Linked DNA regions of Mus musculus: region 1 is linked to region 2. The links are chromatin contacts, found by Hi-C in ENCODE. All regions are on one chromosome and are shown on one strand. Each heading gives the region's core, a stretch centred on a gene start or an enhancer-like site at or near the end of the contact. The rest is flanking DNA. Distances are from core to core; before and after follow the strand shown.

What was found. A loop is a pair of places that touch in the nucleus more often than their neighbours do.
Region 1: a loop to region 2 is called in a map of left cerebral cortex, with 4 times the contacts of the local background. The contact joins two enhancer-like sites. A Hi-C loop is called at or near these places in 9 of 37 maps with a recorded cell type or tissue (Patski, adrenal gland, heart and 1 more).

The regions. Positions count from the first base shown.
Region 1 is chr2:4,226,319-4,229,018 of GRCm38, forward strand. All of the region lies in intron 1 of Frmd4a (FERM domain containing 4A), which reads left to right. Among named protein-coding and RNA genes, the nearest start is that of Gm39752, 20 kb to the right of the region's middle. Within about 2 kb of position 1,418, at least 1 of the 3 ENCODE cell types and tissues checked has a DNase peak (open chromatin) inside an H3K27ac peak, as active enhancers do.
Region 2 is chr2:3,815,326-3,818,025 of GRCm38, forward strand. Gm36031 (a long non-coding RNA gene) reads left to right here. Exons shown (of 5, transcript XR_373951.3): 4 at 109-303. Among named protein-coding and RNA genes, the nearest start is that of Gm36031, 8.8 kb to the left of the region's middle. Within about 2 kb of position 1,264, at least 1 of the 3 ENCODE cell types and tissues checked has a DNase peak (open chromatin) inside an H3K27ac peak, as active enhancers do.

The DNA.
Region 1 (2,700 bases), core at 168-2,667, 410 kb after region 2:
CTCACAAACCCTTCCTCCCTCAAGCCATATCCATCATGCCTGCTATTCAGTCACAGTAATGAGAAGAGTAATATAAAAAGCTTGAGAATTCTCACCAACCAAAAGATGTATCTCGAGGCACTGAGCCCAGCCTATGGAGTTCACTAGTCACAGTTATAAAGTTAAAAGATTTAAAGTACTTGAGATACCTCATTGGCAAGTTGATTCCCTTGCTAATAAGGACCTTTGATCTCTAAACAATTGCAGATGCTTCAGGTGACACACCAAATTCTAACCCCATTCCATTTCCCTCGACCAGAGTCTACGATTTCTGACTGAGTCCTTCTCAGGTCCACTGTACCTTCCCCAGGCCATGTGCCCATACCACGTGTATGTCACCAACATACAGACAGTGGTGGTGTTCTCAGGTTCTCAGCCTCCCACCCGTGTGTGTGTGTGTGTGTGTGTGTGTGTGTGTGTGTGTGTGTGTGTGTATGTGTGTGTGCCCCTTCCTCCTGAGGATTCTGCCGTAGCAGTGAAACACGCATCCACTAGGCTACCAAGCACTTCTCTCTCGGCCATGTTCTTCCCATCTTGTGTGAGGCGGAGCTATAGGAAGTGTGACTTGCTCATGATCTATGACCAGCACAAATATTCTGTCTTGGTGATCCTGTAGCTTCCAGGTCTCAGGCAGAAATAAGAATATCTTTTAGACAAAACATCAGCTTGGAGCCTCTCCGCCAGTCACTATTCAGAGGGTTTTTCCTCCCCAGTCATCCTTAGGTCTCTGCTATAAATACTCTCCCTGCTGCCAGCAACACGTTACTATTTTATACTTACTGTGTGTGCCACACAGTCACAGTGCCACCCACTCCAGAGACATTTCTGCTCTTCTCTTCCTCCCTGAGAATGTCACCTTCGCTCTCCCAGGGAATAACTGGACTTACTCACGTGGAAGAGTACAAGTCTCACAAAGCAATGTATGCCCAGGGGCTGAATTTATGGACTTAGAAAGATAGCACAAAACACGTTCTAGAAAATACCTGTGTATCTGACCTATGAGCCCTGGCTCTCTGCCATAGGCTGGTCCCATCCAGTCAGTGCACACTATGGCCAATGGCTCCCCTCAAGCGGCAAAGGAGAGATTTTCCCACAAGGGAAAACATTCCAGTAAAACTATACCTTCTTGGTTTTAATGGTTAAAAAGGGTGAATTTTTTTCCACCCTCAATAAATAAAGTGTTTTGAGGCCAAGACTCTCGGGAGATAATCATTATAAAAGCTGCCACAGAAACTAGCATGTTTGAAAACACAGAATGAAGCTGGCCTGATTCCCAGCACTCTGGGGAAGAAGATGGGGGGAGAAGGCCTTTGTTCTCCTACAGCAGGTGACAGCACACCGCTGGACTCGCCAGTCCTGTGTGGGAAATGGTGCTGATAAGCCGCCTCATGTTGTGCATGCATGGGGCTAGCTGCCCAGACCAATGAAGAACAGTTGGACAATGGATGGGAAGCTGGCCAGCAGCAATCACATTAGATACCCTTCCCTCCCCCGTGGAAATACCCTTTGAGAGCCAGCAGCAGATCCTGTGGGAAGAAGATGACACTGGGAGCCAACTGTGACAGGAAGATCAGCTGTGAGAGGAAAGAGATTTCAAGTTCTAGGGGCACTCCAAGAAAGTGGCTTTGAAGAGGTGGTGACAAGACTATAGGGGTTAAGGGGATGAGTCCCCACCACCTTCTTTCTCAACTAGGATTTCCTTACAGGTCTGTGATAGAGAAGACCTCTAATCCACCTTGCCTTTGATACCAATGTATCAATGACGGGGGCCCCGCCCTCCGCCGCCTCTGCGCCGTGTATTATCTTCCTAAGTGAACCATGAGGGCTGAGATAGCGGTGTTTGCTATAAGAAGCCTCCCTTCCCCCTGTGTTATTTTCATGGAACCTCCTAACAGCAGACCTGAACTGAAGGTTAGCGTAGCAGTGCTCAGAGGCAAGACATCATGAAGGAGGATGTAAAAAGAAGTTGTGTAAGGTGTGGGGTCAGATGAAGCCCTGGGGAGCTACTGAGAGTAGTTCCAGAATTAAATAGAAACCCAGGATTCCACAATCCCAACAGGAAAGAAACAGTCAGCATGTTGAGACAGAAGCAAGCCCCCCCCCCCACACACACACACATACACATACACACACCTACAGTGGTCTTCATGAGCCAAACAGCTGAGCCCAAAGACAGATCCTAGAAGACACATGAGCACAGCGCAAAGAGAATCTGGGGGATGGGCAGGCTGAAAGAGGTGAGCAAGGTCGGGCACACTTCAGAGTGACTGTCTCATTCATTGGGATCCCTCCTCTGCTCAGTGACATTGTCAGGCAGATGACACAAAGCCAGGCAGAATGGGTAATCTGCTGGTGACAGAATGAACCTCTAGAGGGAACTGCTGCAGGCTGGAAGGGCAGAGTGAGCAGGAGAGAGGAGAGATGTATGCATTTTCAGCTGCTAGGAAACAGCACCAAGGACTTCACTGACAATAAGCCCTGTGGTGTCCACACACAGCTGAAACCATTAAAAAGACCAATGCTCTCTAGCTCTGAGCACGAAGCTATCAGCTTACGATCAGGACAGGAAGAAGATCTTATCATAAGCATCTTGTAGAGAGTCACATGGCTGAGCTGGGGAGATGGCTCAGTTAGTGAAGTGCTTGCCATGGAAGCTCCAGG
Region 2 (2,700 bases), core at 14-2,513:
TTCCTCTTTGTAAGTAGATCATCTCAGATATTTATGCTAGTGGCAGAAAGCTAACAGTGACCTCTGAGCCACAATGATACCATCCCCTTCTGTGAATCCTTGGACCAGGTGCATCTGATTGGATCTGGTCACAGAAGATACTTTGCGAAGTATTCGGATGAATCAACAACCGAGAATCACCGCCAGGAAGGAGGAACTGCCACACCTTCCTTTGTTTATGTTTCCTAGCTGTGGCCTACACAAACCCACATTCAGCCTGACAGAGAGCGGGATCGGTGCTTTCCGGAACCTACTGAAAAACTGGTATTATGATTATATTTTCATGTTCCAGACTTATTGAAATGGCTTTTAGTCCCTATGCTAAGGTCAAAGGTTTAATGGATGCTTAAAAAATCTATTATTTTTATTTCCTACATTTGAGTATTTGCCTGCACATGTGTATGTGTACCACGTGTATCGCTGATGATGGCAGAGTCCAGAAGAGGGTGTTGGATCCCCTGCAGCTGGAGTCACAGATGGTTGTGAGCCTCCTGATGTGAGTGCTGAGAACTGAACCCAGGTCCTCTGGAAGAGCAGCAAGTGCTCTTAACTACTGAGCACCTTATAGGTGTCTAATAATACTTTTTAATCACGTGACATTTTGCTCAAGTCTTCTTTAAACTAGTATGTTGGCTTATATTTACCCATTCTCAATTTTCTTAGTTTTCCAGGAAGGGAGAAAAACCCACTTTTAACATTTTAAATTTAAATTTAAATTTAAATTTTAACATTTAAATGAATACTAGCCTTCAAAGAAACTCTAATAATCACAAGGTAAGAGGTAAATATGGGGGTGAACAGCAACAGCGAGCAGTAGACAAGTAACTCAACACTAGAGGTCCCTCTCTTCTTAAGATCTAAAGGCCTGCCCTGTCTGGGATCTTAGCCAGCTTCAGTGGCTTCTGACTGGGAACAGAAAGTGAGGAGCAAAGGAAATCTGAACCAGAGAATTCTTTGTGGCATTGCAAATTAGATCTCAGGCAGCAGAGGCCTGCATCACTGAGTTCTGGCTCGCCCACAAAGTATTTGCTCCCCAACTCTCAGCCCCAGCTTCATTTTGTTCTATTTCTATCTGCTTCTTAATTTAGCCATGTGACTGCATTCAAACCCTTTTATCTCGTCCCCATCTGGAAGGCAATCTGGGTTGGTCCTGAATTTTTATTCCTGTGGAATAGAAGAGAGTGACAGAGTCCCCACTGCTCCTCCGAGGGTCACTGCGATGCCGAGGTGAACTGAGGGATTTCACAGATCAGGTGGCAAGGGCTCATGGCAGACAGGAAGAAGCTGACATTATTCACACGCAGCTAGCAAGTCAGAGAAATGAGGGCTTAGATGAGGGCTGTTGTTTTCCAGCAAGGGCCAGTGTCTGGCAGGCAAAGAACTAAGGAGACAGTCTCGTGAGAAGGCCAGAGCTTGCTTTTAAAACCGGGAAGACAATGGCGACCAATACTGGGAAGGAAATGGAAAGATCACATAGGAAAGGAAAGCTCTCTTCTTCGTCTTAGTAGTGTCACCTCCGGTGAAGAAGGGGACACCGAGGGTGACAGTCTCTTTGGAGGTCTCCATGATGCTCATGTTTTTCTTTTTAATGTTGTGTGAAATTTTAGCTTCATTGTGAAGTCTAGACAGAGCCTGGTCCTTTCTCTGTGTCTGTCTCCCAGAGGCTTCTGTTTTCTTCTACAGACACACATACCTCAGCATCCTTTGTGGCCTGGTGGTGGAGCTGGAAGCAGCATTGGACACTCTGTAGTGACCAGAAGTAGTGTGTGTGTGTGTGGTATTTGTGTGGTGTGTGTGGTATGTGTTTGTGTGGTGTGTGTGTGTGTGGGGGTGTGGTGTGTATGCTTGTGTGGTGTGTGTATGTGTGTGTGGTGTGTGTATGTGTGTGTGGTGTGTGTGTGTGCTTGTGTGGTATGTGTGTGTGTGGTGTGTGTCTGCTTGTGTGTGGTACATGTGTGTGTATGTGTGCTTTATGTGGTGTGTGTGTGTGTGTGTGTGTGTGTGTGTGTGTGTGGTGTGTCTGTGCATGCAAGCACTTGTGCAAGGCTCATGGTGACTCTGGAAGGAGGTCCAGAAAATTTAGTCAAAACAACGTTACAGTCTAGAAATGGGATCATAAACTCTGGGGACTAGAGGATAAGTCCTTGGCCTTGGAAGCTCCTTTCTCCATTGTGCTAAGTTCAGCCTGAGAAAAACCAGTTCAGGGCTCATGGCCTATGTGCAAGAGCTATGCCTAGTGTTTCTTAGGTCTCAGTCCCCAGTCCCTTTGTTGTCTGTTACCATGTCTAGTGTTCCTTGGGTTCTAGTGTTTCCAAACCTAGGAATTTCCTGAGAATCTCCTGACTAAAATGGCTGTTCTCACACACAGCCAGATACGTCCTTAATGATTTCTACCAAATCCAGTGGCTTTGAATTTGGCATCCATTGCATTCTGCAAAGGCAATCTGAGCCCGAAAAACGCTTTGGCAGTGAGAGCCATCTGCCTGTGGAGAGGCTGGACCCAGTTTAGGAGAGGCAGAAAATTATGCAAATTATCAGTGCAATCTGACATTCACCATTTAACTGACTCAGTCCAGAGTTGATTGTATAAAGAAGGAAGGCTACATGTAGCTGGATGCCTGGGCTGGAAATCTTTGTGTACTGTGTTCAGGTACTTGTTAT